Regions from separate parts of the Homo sapiens genome. Here region 1 is linked to region 2. Evidence: chromatin contacts called from ENCODE Hi-C data. All regions are on one chromosome and are shown on one strand. The core of a region is the stretch at or near the end of the contact, and the rest is flanking DNA. Distances in the headings are between cores, read along the strand shown.

Evidence for each region. A loop is a pair of places that touch in the nucleus more often than their neighbours do. Pooled maps may share reads with other maps.
Region 1: a pooled map shows a loop between it and region 2 (2.6-fold over the local background). The contact joins the promoter of MZT2A here to the enhancer-like site in region 2. A Hi-C loop is called at or near these places in 3 of 168 maps with a recorded cell type or tissue (GM18951, HAP-1 and colonic mucosa) and 7 of 50 pooled maps.

Annotation. Positions count from the first base shown.
Region 1 is chr2:131,488,201-131,495,150 of GRCh38, reverse strand. It overlaps MZT2A (mitotic spindle organizing protein 2A), which reads left to right and starts at 2,754. Exons shown (of 3, transcript NM_001085365.2): 1 at 2,754-2,944; 2 at 3,127-3,275. The coding sequence starts at 2,775. MIR4784 (microRNA 4784) reads left to right here and starts at 3,915; the gene lies at 3,915-3,991. It also overlaps the pseudogene SMPD4BP. RefSeq lists silencers at 1,814-2,003, 2,524-3,033 and enhancers at 1,836-2,629, 2,630-3,423.
Region 2 is chr2:130,156,246-130,162,502 of GRCh38, reverse strand. SMPD4 (sphingomyelin phosphodiesterase 4) reads left to right here. Exons shown (of 20, transcript NM_017951.5): 11 at 1,231-1,317; 12 at 5,107-5,252; 13 at 5,828-5,918. Among named protein-coding and RNA genes, the nearest start is that of CCDC74B, 14 kb to the right of the region's middle. RefSeq lists enhancers at 1,490-2,119, 4,190-4,289. Within about 2 kb of position 5,007, at least 6 of the 41 ENCODE cell types and tissues checked have a DNase peak (open chromatin) inside an H3K27ac peak, as active enhancers do.

The DNA of each region.
Region 1 (6,950 bases), core at 1,505-4,004, 1.3 Mb before region 2:
AGGCTGAGGCATGAGAAATGCTTGAGCCCAGGAGGTGGAGGTTGCAGTGAGCAAAGATCACACCATTGCACTCCAGCCGGGGTGACAGAGGGAAACTCTGTCTCAAAAAATGGAAGAAAAAAAGGAAAGAAAACTAAGATCAGCTTTCCAGATTCCTACCTCTCAGCTCACCCAGGTCAAAAATAAAAAATGCTCAGACCTAGACTTCACAGACAGGAAGTCTGCCAAGTCCCACTGGTGGCCTAGTTACAGTTTTCCTGGCCCAGCTCTGCCCACTGCACAAGTAACGGCACTGGGGTGGCACCTGGCAGTCTGTGGAGGAAGAGAGGCTGGGTGTAAAGAGGCCATGTAGGCAGTTGTAGAGTGAGAGGAGACAGGAATCTCTGCCTCTCTGCCACTTGGCAATAGGAACATCTCCCAAGTTTTTTCAATTTTTTTTTTTTTTTTTTTTGAGACGGAGTCTCACTCTGTCGCCCAGGCTGGAGTCCAGTGGTGCTATCTTGGCTCACTGCAAGCTCCGCTTGGGTTCACGCCATTCTCCTGCCTCAGCCTCCCGAGTAGCTGGGACTACAGGCGCCGGCCACCACGCCCGGCTAATTGTCTTTTGTATTTACTTAGTAGAGTGGGTTTCACATGTTAGCCAGGATGGTCTAGATATCCTGACTTCGTGATAAGCCCGCCTCAGCCTCCCAAAGTGCTGGGATTACAGGCGTGAGCCACCGCGCCCGGCCAGCTTTCTCTTTTCCTTTTTTTTTTTTGAGACGGAGTCTCGCTCTGCGCTCTGTCGCACAGGCTGGAGTGCAGTGGCGCCATCTCAGCTCACTGCAACCTCCGCCTCCCGGGTGCAAGCAATTCTCTGCCTCAGCCTCCCAAGTGGCTGGGATTACACGCGCCCGCTACCACGCCCGGCTAATTTTTGTATTTTCTACTAGAGACGAGGTTTCACCATCTTGGCCAAGCTGGTCTTGAACTCGTGACCTCGTGATCCACCCGCCTGGGCCTCCCAAAGTGCTGGGATTACAGGCGTGAGCCACCGCGCCCGGCCTCAATTCTTAACCTAGCTATCAATTGCAGTGTTAAAGAAAAACGCCTCAGTCCTAATGCACTTGGTCAAGAAAACACTGCACTACTGCAAAATGATCAAAGCAGCATTAAACTGTGGACTGCTGGATAAGTGCGGAGCTCTAGAGATGATGAAGGGGAGAGCATCTCTGCTCAGTAAAAGCTTTCATGGGCAGCGACTGAAAGAATGAGGCCCAGAGGAATTTCTAGGAACTTTCCAAGAGAGGAAATTCAAACCCGAGAACTCCCAAGAGGTGTCTCCCACACCCCTGTTCTCTGACCCTGCCATGGCCACCCTCCCCCGTCACAGGTCTCTGCGTGCCATGCACCTAGAGTCCACTTCGTCGCGACTCTCCAACACCTATTTTCTCCAGGAGCTGCTTCGGACCCGTTTGTTTTTTTTGTTTCGTTTTGTTTTGTTTTTCTGACAGCGACAGCCCTTGGGCAACGCTAATCATTCCAAGCAAATTCTGTCATGCCAAGACCTCCCTTAACAGCACGCGCCCACTTGTTTCCAACTCTCCTGCGAATTGGGCTTCGGGAGCCTCCGAAACCAAGGCTCGGAGATGTGGAGCGCACAGGGGAAGGGTCGAGCTGGGACCCACACCCGGCTCTTCCTCCCACACCGCCTGTTGAGCCCAAGGCTCAATTTCAACACAAAGCTCTCCTTCCCTCAATTCCTTCAACGACGGGTAACCTTCAACGAACACCTACCGGACCAGAACAGAGTGTACGAGCGGCGCGGGAAGGTGGCACAAAGGCATGGCCCAGAGGAGTGGCAGGAAGACTCAGCCGGGGCCCTCCACTCCCCAGCCTGCCCGGCCTGGGCAGAGCCGCCGGGCCGCCCGAGTCCTGGGGCTCGCGGAGGAACGGAGATGGCCTCCGCAGGGGCTCGCGGAAGCCCCCAGGGCGTCGGACCGTCTCACGCGCGCGTCCCGCGCCACTCACCTGTGGGACCCATAGCGTCGCCCGCTTCAGAGGTGGAAGCCGCCATTCCGCCACCGCGCCAAAACGTCGTCATCAAGCTGCGCGCAGAGCCACGCCCCGCGGCCGGGCGGGAAAAGCGCTTCTACCTCTTTGGGCCGTTACCTCAAAAGGTACGTGCGCAAAGCGAAGAAGGCCGGCCGGCCGGCCAGGGAGGGGAAATGGCGAGGCAGGAGTGCGGGGGGAGGGAGTGGTCCTTAGCTGAATGCGCCTGCGTTGTGGCGGCCTCTGGCGCCCCAAGGTAGGGCTCACGCACTTTCTCCCTAGCAAGGAATGCGCGTGCGCGTAAGCAGGGTTGTTGATTAGTGCCCCCCACCCCCCCCGAAGAGCGACCCCTAGTGGTGCACCGGTGCGGACCAGAAAATTGCACGCTTTCTTGAAACAGGTATTGACTGAGCGCCCAATGTATGCCTGGCACTGGGCTGGGTGCTGCCACCTAAGCGAGCACGACCAATGCAAGTCTATCAGGGACGCCCTGACCGCCAAGCAGCTGGCCCCTGCAGTCCGCCATGCCACTCCCGACGCCTAGCGCGCCGCTCAGCACACCGTGAGCGCCCACTAACTGTTGGGCTCCAATGACGCCGAGGAGGCGGCCCCGTCCCCGCGCTCCCGCCGCTCCCGCCAGGGCAGCCCGGGAGGCCAGACGCTGGCGCTGCAGGGAGAGGGCGGTGGGCGCATCCGCTAGGGGGCGCGGCGGGGCGGGGCGCACCTTTCGGCGGGCCTCGCGGATGGCGGCGCAGGGCGTAGGGCCTGGGCCGGGGTCGGCGGCGCCCCCGGGGCTGGAGGCGGCCCGGCAGAAGCTGGCGCTGCGGCGCAAGAAGGTGCTGAGCACCGAGGAGATGGAGCTGTACGAGCTGGCTCAGGCGGCGGGCGGCGGTATCGACCCCGACGTGTTCAAGTGAGCGGGGCGGGTGGGGGCCGCATGCTCGCCAGACACCCCCGACCTCTGCTCTCCGGGTACGCCCGGCCCGCTGGTCGGGAGGAGCCCCCGCTGCCCCCGCCCCCGTCCTTGTCCGGTCTTCAGGGAGGTGGCCGCGCCGGGCGGAGAGGGCTCACCGGCCCCGCGTCTGTCCCCGCCAGGATCCTGGTGGACCTGCTGAAGCTGAACGTGGCCCCCCTCGCCGTCTTCCAGATGCTCAAGTCCATGTGTGCCGGGCAGAGGCTAGCGAGCGAGCCCCAGGACCCTGCGGCCGTGTCTCTGCCCACGTCGAGCGTGCCCGAGACCCGAGGTCAGAGCTGGGCCCGCTGTCCCTGCCCCAGTGGCGGGGGTGGCGGGCGGGGAGGGGGCAGGCGCGGCACAGCGGCGGCGTGGCCCTGAGTGGCCAGGCCTGTCTGTCGGTCGGTCTAGGCCCAGCACCTGCAGGGCCCATCCGTGGGCTCTGCTCCTGGGCTTCGCTGCCAGCCTTAGGAGGCACGTCCAGGTCAGGTGGACGCAGAGTGCGTGCCCCAGGGTGGTCCAGGCTGGGTAGGGCTCCTCCGCTTAGCTCCTCCCCACCTCTTCACTCAGGCCTTCATCCTACAAAGTCGGGAATCAAGACGGTTTGGGGCTGGGCGCCGTGGCTCACGCCTATAATCTTTGGGACCCCACGGCGGGAGGATCCTTTGAGGCCATGAGTTTGAGACCAGTCTGGGTGACAGGGTGAGATCCTGTCTCTAAATGTTTTTCAAAAGACAGTCTCGATCTCTGTCCTGTGGTATACAGCATCCAGGGAAGTGCCCAGGGAGCAGGGCAGGCAGACGTCTTCCTGCCTTTACCCCACCTGGGCCCAGTTCCTGCCTCTGATGATTGCAGGAAGAGAGTTAGACGCGGAACTCCCAGGGTGCAGAGGCCTGCGGGGTCTGAAGGGCCTCCTCCCTCTCCAGTGTGGTGACTGGGCTGAGGAGATGCTGGGACTGAGAGTGTCATGGTGGAGCCTCCGTCCCTGCTCATCCTCTCCGCATGTTGCTTCTGCTCCCGATGGCTCTCTCTGAAATGCAGCACAACCTCCCAGGCCAATGGAAGGAGGCCCAGAGCTGGCTCCCTGCCTGGAAGCAGGAGGAGACCCTCACAGGCATCATGAGAAGGCGTGGAAAGCAGGCTGCCTTCATGGGGGAAGTGCCAGGGCCTGGGCACCCACGCCCGCTGACCCAAGAGGGCCCGGGCACCTGCGTGCTGGCCTCTTCACTGACCCTCGCTCTGTCTGCTCTCTTTGTGTCTCTCTCTGACCTCCAGAGGCCTCCTTTCTCTCTGCCAGGAACAGTAGCCCCCCTGCAAGGCCCTCGTTTTCCTCCAGCCCGCAGCCTGCGGCCTCTCTGGTTATGCTCCACAGCCCAGCTGCCACACACTCACCTCTCTCTCCAGGCCCCCCGGGTTCCCTCCGCCTCTCTTGCTGCCTGTTCTCTCCTTTTGCAGGTTGCGTTTATTGGCTTATCTCTGGGGGTTGGTGCTCTTCCTTGTTTTCATGGAAACTGCATGGCCCCAAGAGGCCCAAGCAGCTTTGAGCTGCAAGGGCAGGATCATGCAGGCCACCGCTGCCCTGCCGCTTAGCCACAGGGCACTATTTCTGACTCGGTTTATTAGAGACATGGTGTGGCAGTCTCTAGACCCCACAGTCGGGCTGGCATCCGGGGACAGGACCAACATCCCCACACCCCAGAGGCGAACTAGTGGTGAGTGTAAAGAGCCCCTCTCCAGGGGAAGACAGCCAGCCGGGTGCAGTGTGCTCTGCTGGAGAGCACAGCCCCAGGCGTGACAAACGCCTCGGCCTCTTAGAAGTTGTCCCCTACCTGGACAGGAAGTCTGGAGGCTGAAACAGAGACTCCCACCTTCCCAGAGTCTGCCAGGCAGTGCCACACAGATGCCATGTGCTGGTCCCATGGCCACACTCCAGCACTCAGCCCCCTTGCCCGCCTCACTCCTGAGTTGGGACACTTTCCAGGTGTCACCAGGTGTGATCAGGGGCCTGTGAGAGCCCAGGGGTCTTTGGTCGCGCCTCCTGCATGAGCCTCCTGACAGCGGCCACCTCACTGCCACCCAGAGCTCAGGCCCAAGAGAGGGTGGAGAGGGCCTGAAGGACAGGCCTGGAGTAGGGGTGTATGGACTGCAGGCTGAGATGAGCAATTGAGGGGCAAGTGTCCAGCAGGAGGGAGAAACTGGGAACAGAGTTCTTGTCACTCCAGGAGATGTTGCTGCTCACTTAGCACTCACTCAGGGCTCTGGGTGCCAGGCCTAGCTCTCAGGGCAGAGGGCGTGGCAGGGAAGTGAGATGATCACACTCAGTCCAGTGAGAGGCAGTGAGGAAAACCACCAGTGAGACCAGTGTGCTGGCTCACACCTGTAATCCCAGCACTTCGGGAAGTCAAGGCAGGTGGATTCCTTGAGCTCAGGAGTTCAAGATCAGCCTGGGCAACATAGCAAGACCCCATCTCTACAAAAAATACAAAAACTAGCCAGGCAGGGCCCGGCGCGGTGGCTCACGCCTGTAATCCCAGCACTTTGGGAGGCTGAGGCGGGCGGATCTCGAGCTCAGGAGATCGAGACCATCCTGGCTAACACGGTGAAACCCCATCTCTACTAAAAATACAAAAAAAAAATTAGCCAGGCATGGTGGCAGGTGCCTTTAGTCCCAGCTACTTGGGAGGCTGAGGCAGGAGAATGGCGTGAACCTGGGAGGTGGAGCTTACAGTGAGCCAAGATTGCGCCACTGCACTCCAGCCTGGGTGACAGAGCGAGACTCCATCTCAAAAAAAAAAAAAACTAGCCAGGTGGGCGTGGTGGTGGCGCCCATCTGTATTCCCAGCTACTTGGGAGGCTGAGGTGGGAGGATTGCCTGAGCCTGAGGGGGATGTTGCAGTGAGCCAAGAGCTTGTGACTGGACTCCAGCCTGGGCAACAGAGCAAGACCCTGTCTCAAAAAAAAAAAAAGAAAAGAAAGGAAAAGAAAAACCACTAGCAATGGAGTTGGGAGGAGGCTTCAGAGCCCAGAGAGCAGCAAGGGTTACACAGGGTGGAGCAGGAAGGGTCAGCAGAGCCCCACACGTGTGAGCTGGGGCAGTGGGAGGGCATGGGAGAGGCAGAGCGCTGTCCAGGTGCTGGTAGGCCCAGGGCAGGAGGAGGCAGGTGGGGGGGCACAGTCAAGATGTATGTGGGGGTTGTGGCACTGGAAATGCAGGCATAGAGGGGCCAGGAGGATTAGGGGGTGCCATGTGAGCGAATGGGGGCTCCAAGAGAATTTACCCGAGGACAGGAGTGGCCTGGAGTGCTGGGCCCCTCAGGGTCATTTGTTTCTCGAGGGCTGTGTCCTGGAAGCATAGCCCAGGTCCTGTAGGCTGGGTGGCAGAAAGCCACGACATGAGGGCACCGAGGCCCCATGGGGATAGAGTGGAACCTGAGGAGGAGGTGGAGGGGAATGGGGCAGACGTGTGCTGCTGAGTGAGAGGCAGAGGCCACAGATGGAATGCTGAGAGCTCTCTGAGGCCCACATATTACAGCTTCTGACCACACAGAGCTCCAGCTGCCCTGGTAATGGCAGAATCTGGGGTGGAGGATTCTGTCACCCCATATGGCAGGGGGGTTGTCGGAGTAATCCGGGGGGAGGGGCATGGAGGCCATAGGTTTCCCACAGGACTCGGGTGTTGAGTTCTCCAGGCTATGGGCCAGGCCCTCTCGAGCTTGCCTCTGTGAGCTGCAGCAGGCACCCTGGGTCCTCTGGATGCCTGTCCCCCAGCCATGCAGACGGCCTGTGGGAACAACCACCACCAGATTCACTCATACCCACAGGGAAGGGGAAATAGAAAACCCCAGAAGCACAGAGGGTCGATGCTTGTCTTGGTGAGAGTCTGGAGTCATTGAGGGAAAAATAAATTCAGTCAAGCGTTATATTTAAGTTTAGGGAAACTATACGTTTTAAAAGTTGTCCAGAGCAT
Region 2 (6,257 bases), core at 3,758-6,257:
GTCTGATTCCTCCCTGAGCCCCAGGTCTGGCACAGAGGAAGGCTGTGGAGGGCAACACCTCCCTGCCCTGCTCCTTCACTCCCTGCTCTGCGTGTCATGGCGACTGGCGTGTGTTCTGATTTCTCCTGTGTGGAGCCCAGTGGGTGTGCTGCTTGGGCAGGAGGCATGCTGCTGGCGGGGCAGGATGTGCACCAGGCCGGCTGTGGCTGCACTGGGCTGAAGGGGTGCTTCGGCAGGCCGTGGTGCTGCAGGGCAGCAGGTCGGAGGGTCCTGGCTAGGAGCCAGCTCAGCCTCAGGTTCCTGCTGCCTCTGGGTGTGTGTGGCTGTGGCCAGATCCTCAGGGGCTCCCGCCCTTGGGAACCCACTGTATCTGGAGGGTGGGAGTTTCTGGTGCGGTAGGAGAGGCTGCCTCCAGGAGTCAGAGCTGATGTGCACACCACCTTAGCTGACGTCCAGACTATGAGGGTGGAGGGCAGGGCCTGGTGGCCTGAGCCTGTGCTCCTCGTCTCTGTGCTACCCTTGGGGACCTGTCCTCGCCCTCAGTTCTCAGAGAGCCAGTCATGGAGGGGACATTGATTTGAGTTTTAGACACATAGGAATCAATCATGTCTTATACCAATTTGGTAAATTTCTTAAGACAACCCAGGGAAATCCAGTCAATTCCACATGTGTTTTCTGGGCAGAGTGCTCCTCCTGGAACATGCTCCGCTGGTTTCTTTTCTGAGCCTCAGGATCTTGAGGTCTTGGTGGCTGGCAGCATGTCCCAGTGAGGGCCCTGGGCTCTTGGAGGGCTCTGGTTTGCATTTGCCACACATAGTGTGACCTCAGTCACTGGGGAGAGTGGGTCCCGTCTTGAAGGGCAGTGAGTTGGGCCCTTCCAAGGAGCTAGAGAGGCCTTTAGGCCCCAGCAATACTGAGGGGCCACCCAGGTGACCTGGAGGCCCCTCTGCCCGGGCCTTCAAAGCGAGGAGAGTGTGGCCACAGCCCTGGCCTGGTTGTGGAGGGGGGTGCTGCGCTGGCCCGCGGCTGCTGGGACTGCAATTGTTTGGATTGTCACTGACCGTGCTTTGTTTTTGTTTTTTTCTCCTCACTCCTGGGCTCGTTCTCATTGCTTTCTTTCTCTCTCCGCTTCCCCCTCCCGTGTCTGGTCCTATCTCTCCCCTTCCCCACCCCATTCTCTTGTCCTCTGCTCTTCGGCCTCTTCCGGCATCTCTCTGTTTCTTATCTCAGCTGGAGGTTCTGCACTACCGACTCAGTGTCTCCAGCGCCCTCTACAGCCCCGCCCAACCCAGCCTCCAGGCCCTCCACGCCTACCAAGTACTGGCTCATTCGTTCCCTTCCTCCTGCCCAGAGTGCATGTCCATGCCTGGCAAAGCAAGGGGCCGCCGGGGCCGGCCGCTGGTGACTCAGAGGCTAGTTCCAAGCAGAACGAAGCCCCTGTGTCGGGGGGAGGCAGGGGTCAGCCTCCAGCCTGGCTTGGCCCCTGGCTTTGTAGACTAGTTTGGTTGGGGGTGGGGGTGGTGGCTTTGTGGCAGAACGAGGCATGTGGGCATGTGGCCCTGGCTGTCCAGGCTCCAGGCCAGTGGAGGTGTCACAAGCTCTCCAGTGTTGGAGGCCTCGTGCTTGGCCCTGGTTTGAAGAGCTGGAGTCCTCAGGCCTCAGCAGTGGCTGGGTTCACTGCACTCTGCAGGGTCTGGCGCTTAGGAAGGAGCTGAAGACGCAGAGGCCTGGGACTTACGGGTGGTGTGGGTTCTGCCTTGTTCAGAACTGTCACCCAGCCTGGAGGTGCTGTGACCCAGAGCTTGCGTGTGAGGCAGGGGGTGGGAAGGACCTGGGGCTTGACCCTATAGCCCACAGAAGCTGTCAGTCCTTGACAGCCCAGCCAGGACCCGGCCTTCACCTGGGGAGCCCTGGCCGCTCATACACACCTCCAGAGGCAGATTAGAGTGGGTGGTGACCTCATAGAGGTTGCAGCTGCCTAGGCAGAAATGACAAGTGTGTGGATGGATTTGAGGTCAGTGAAGCAGAGTTCAGACCTGTAGGGGACTTCAGGGATGACAGAGGAATCTGTGAGAGCCGGGGGAGACGGGCTGTGCTCACAGCCAGTGATCTGTCCCATTCACCTGGGAAAGAGCACACATGATTGAACAGGAATTTGAGCATAAGATGAGAAAATGTGTTGGCTCCTTAGCGCTGGTGGGCTGGGATGGTGGCCACAGCACACAGGGGCACCTCATTCCGCAGGAGCCACTGCAGAGGAGAGGAGGGACCTGAGGGCTTGCGCCAGGGAGGGAGGACAGTGGTCCAGAAAGCATCTGGCAAACCCCATGGTGGGAGGGTGACCAGCGAGACCCAGGTGGGGTGAGCTGAGGTGCTGTGAGTCTCAGCCCAGTGGGAAATGTGCGGCTTTGGGGACACATCCTTAAGAAGCAAGCAGGTGACTGTGGCCAGGGACTCCATGTGGGAACATGGCCCAGGAGGGGTGCAGAGCTGAGGGAGAAGTTTGGCTCAGCAAACCTATGGGAAAATAGCCTGAGAGGGTTCCATGTGACTGCCGGCGGCAGGGGCGGACAGTGGGCCCTCCAGACCCTTCGGAAGGACCAGGTGAGGTGGGTCAAGTGCACCAGCAGGGGAAAGCAGTTTTCCAGTTCACATGTGGAGGTCTTCCCCTCCCCTTAGCTGCAGGAAGGATGTTACGGCTCAGGATCCCAGGCCAGGATTGGAGGGAGGGCCTGGGCTGAGACTGGAGGAGGAGAAAGACCCTGGTCTAACTTCCCACCCCACTGGTGCCCTTCTAGTTGGGCAGTATAGGTACAGGTATTATGTCTCATACTTTTCTCCTTCTGTCTTTTTTTTTTTTTTTTTGAGATGGAGTCTCACTCCGTTGCCCAGGCTGGAATGCATTGACATGGTCTCGGCTCACTGCAATCTCCACCTCCCAGATTGAAGTGATTCTTCTGCCTCAGCCTCTTGAGTAGCTGGGATTACAGGCATGTGCCACCCACCCGGCTAATTTTTGTATTTTTAGTAGAGATGTAGTTTCACCATATTGGCCAGGCTGGTCTCAAACTCCTGACCTCAAGTGATCTGCCTGCCTTGGCCTCCCAAAGTGTTGGGATTATAGGCGTGAGCCACCGCACCTGGCCCTTTCTTCCAAAACAATGCAAATTCATTGCCCAAAGACTTAACAATACAGATAGAGAAAAATAGCCAGCCACGATGGCTCATGCTTGTAATCCCAGCACTTTGGGAGGTTGAGGCAGGCGGATTGCCTGAGCTCAGGAGTTTGAGACCAGCCTGGGCAACATGGCGAAACCCCTGTCTCTACAAATACAAAAATTAGCCTGGTGTGGTGGTGTGTGCGCCTGTGTTCCCAGCTACCCGGGAGGCTGAGATGGGAGGATCCCTTAAGCCCTGGAGGCAGAGGCTGCAGTGAGCCGAGACCACGACACTACAGCGCGGGTGACAGAGTGAGACCCTGTCTCAAAAAAAAGAAAATGCCTCCCACCCCATAGCTCCATCTTCAGACTCAGCCACTTATCTCTGGGGTGTGTCACTTGGACCTGTGGGGACAGTTTCCTGACGGGGAGACTTGAGTGGGTAGCGATATGGGCAGTGGCCCGTGCGGGGTCTACAGCATACCAGGATATACCTGGAGGCTGGGCCCTGCACCAGCCTCAGCAGCACAGATGTGTTACGGCCCAAAGGGCTAGGGGACAAGTGTGGAGAGGCGAGCATGTCCACTCAGACTCAGGGTCCTGCCCTCAGCACCCCTACTTCCCTGCCCTCGTCTACTCTCGATGCGCCCACCTGCCCTCCCAATGCTAAACAACCAGAGGAAGCCCATGGCCACCAAAAAGGCTTTCCTCTCCGGCTAGATCTCCAGGATCCTGCTTGTATGTTACAAATCAAAAGTTTGGCCTAGGCTGGACACAGTGGCTCACGCCTGTATTCCCTCTCTTTGGGAGACCTGAGGTCAGGCCAACATGGTGAAACCCCATCTCTATGAAAAATAAAAATTAGCTGGGCATGGTGGCACACACTTGTCGTCCCAGCTACTCAGGAGGCTGAGTCAGGAGAATTGCTTGAACCTGGAGGCGGAGGTTGCAGTGAGCCGAGATTGCGCCACTGTGCTCCAGCCTGGGCGACAGAGGGAGACGTTGTCTCAAGAAAAAAAAAAAAAGTTTGGCCTAATATGCTTGACTGTGCTTTTGTCTTGGGGTTTTCCTGACCACAGGTCCCTGGGCAACAGAGGAAGTGACGCCCGGGGCTTCTACTGGGCCGAGTTCTCATCTGGCTGTGTCCAGGATGAGGAGCAGGTGGGAGGAATTGGGGAGGAAAGTGAAGCCATGGGGTTCTTATTTTTGAACCAGGTCTTACTCTCACCCACGCTGGAGTGCAGTGGCACGATCCTAGCTCACTGCAGCCTCAAACTCCTGGGCTGAAGTGATCCTCCCACCCTAGCCTCCTGAGTCATTAGGACTATAGGTGTGCACCACCACACCCAGCTAACTTTTAAAAATTTTTTGTAGAGACAGGGTGTCCCTATGTTGTCTAGGCTAATCTCGAACTTCTTCTTAGCGATCTTTCCACCTTGGCCTCCCAAAGTGCTGGAATTACAGGTCTGAGGCACCACACCTGGGTTCCATGTGCTTTCTGCACACACTTGGGAGGCAGGTGGGAGACCCTGGATCCAGAGCTTGTGGGTGATGCTGGCTTTCTCCTGCCCTGGGGATCAAGACAGGCACCAGCGCCCAAGGGCACAGCCTGTGCCACCCGCTGCGGATTTGCAGCCGTGCAGAAGCAGGGCTGGGAGGCCCTCTGCAGATGTGTCTGTCTTAGTGAGGCCTCCCCAGGGCTGTGTGGGCGCTGGGCCAAGCACTTCCATACCACAAGCTGGTCACAGTTCAGACCAAGCAGTGCAAGGCACATCTGGGTGCCAGGCACAGTGGTGCCCCATGGGGTGGCCCCACTCCTGGCCTGGCTCATGCCTCCCGTGGGGGCAGCAGAGCAACTGGCTCAGGGCGGGATGTGGTCAGACCTGGAGGCGGAGTGCTATGGGTGCCACGCTCCTTCCCAGGCCCTCACCCCTCCTTCTCCACCCAGGAGTCGTTCACGCCTACTGAGGAGCATGTGTTGGTGGTGCGCCTGCTGCTGAAGCACCTGCACGCCTTTGCCAACAGCCTGAAGCCAGAGCAGGCCTCACCCTCCGCCCACTCCCACGCCACCAGCCCCCTGGAGGAGTTCAAACGGTGGGTGGCCCTTGCGGCTTCCCACCACTGCCGTCTCCCCCACTTTCCCCTCCTAAGGTGTCGCCCACAGCGACCTCTCCCCAGGGCATGGAGGGCAGGGTGAGGGGAGTCCCTTTCTGTTCACAGAGCACGTGAGGCCTCTCCAGGCCTAGGCAGGTGTCCTCTCACCCCGCCCAGTTGGCTCCCAGAGCCTCTCTCTCCAGACTGGCCAGAGAGGCCCCATTGTGCTGCCATCTCTTGCATCTCATATTCTTCAACCCTGTCAGAAGAGTTGGGGTGGCCCTGACTGCCAGGCCCACCAGGGCCAGCAGAGTGGGCTGTTTGTATGGGACGGAGGGTGAGGTGTGTGCAGGAGTTGTGCTGACTCGGCCGCCTGCGTGCTGTGTGTCCTTGGGATGTTCCCTAACCTCTCTGAACCTTGATTTCTTCCTCTGAAGAATGGGGCTGAACCTCCCGGAGGTGCCCAGTGCTCTCCCCCGGCGGAGCCAACCCTCACTGATGGGAGCCCTGGGGTCATCTGTGAGCAGGGCCTCCTTACTGGGCAAGCAGCAGGTGACCCTCCCCATCCCCTGCAGGGCTGCTGTCCCGAGGTTCGTCCAGCAGAAACTCTACCTCTTCTTGCAGCATTGCTTTGGCCACTGGCCCCTGGACGCATCGTTCAGAGCTGTGAGTGTTGGCCCCGTCACACGTGTGCCTGTGTCCTCTGTGTGCCTTGAGGTGGGAGGTCCTTTGGGGCAGATAAAGGAGGAGAGCAAGTGTTATCACAGAGGCCTTGGCAAGGAGGGGGTCTTGGAGGGCCACATTGTTCTTTCTGTTTGAGTTTCCAAAGCCAGCCCTCAGGAAAGCCCTGCCCTGTCCCACCTGTCTGGTGCAGGGCAGGTTCCTACCCTTACCTGACCAGGGAGTACTCTGCCCCCTGGGCTGGGAAAAGCCCACCCTGGCTTCTGGAGGGCCAGCAAGAGCCAAACCTCACAGGGCTGTGCATGTCTCTCCTGCGCCCTCTGG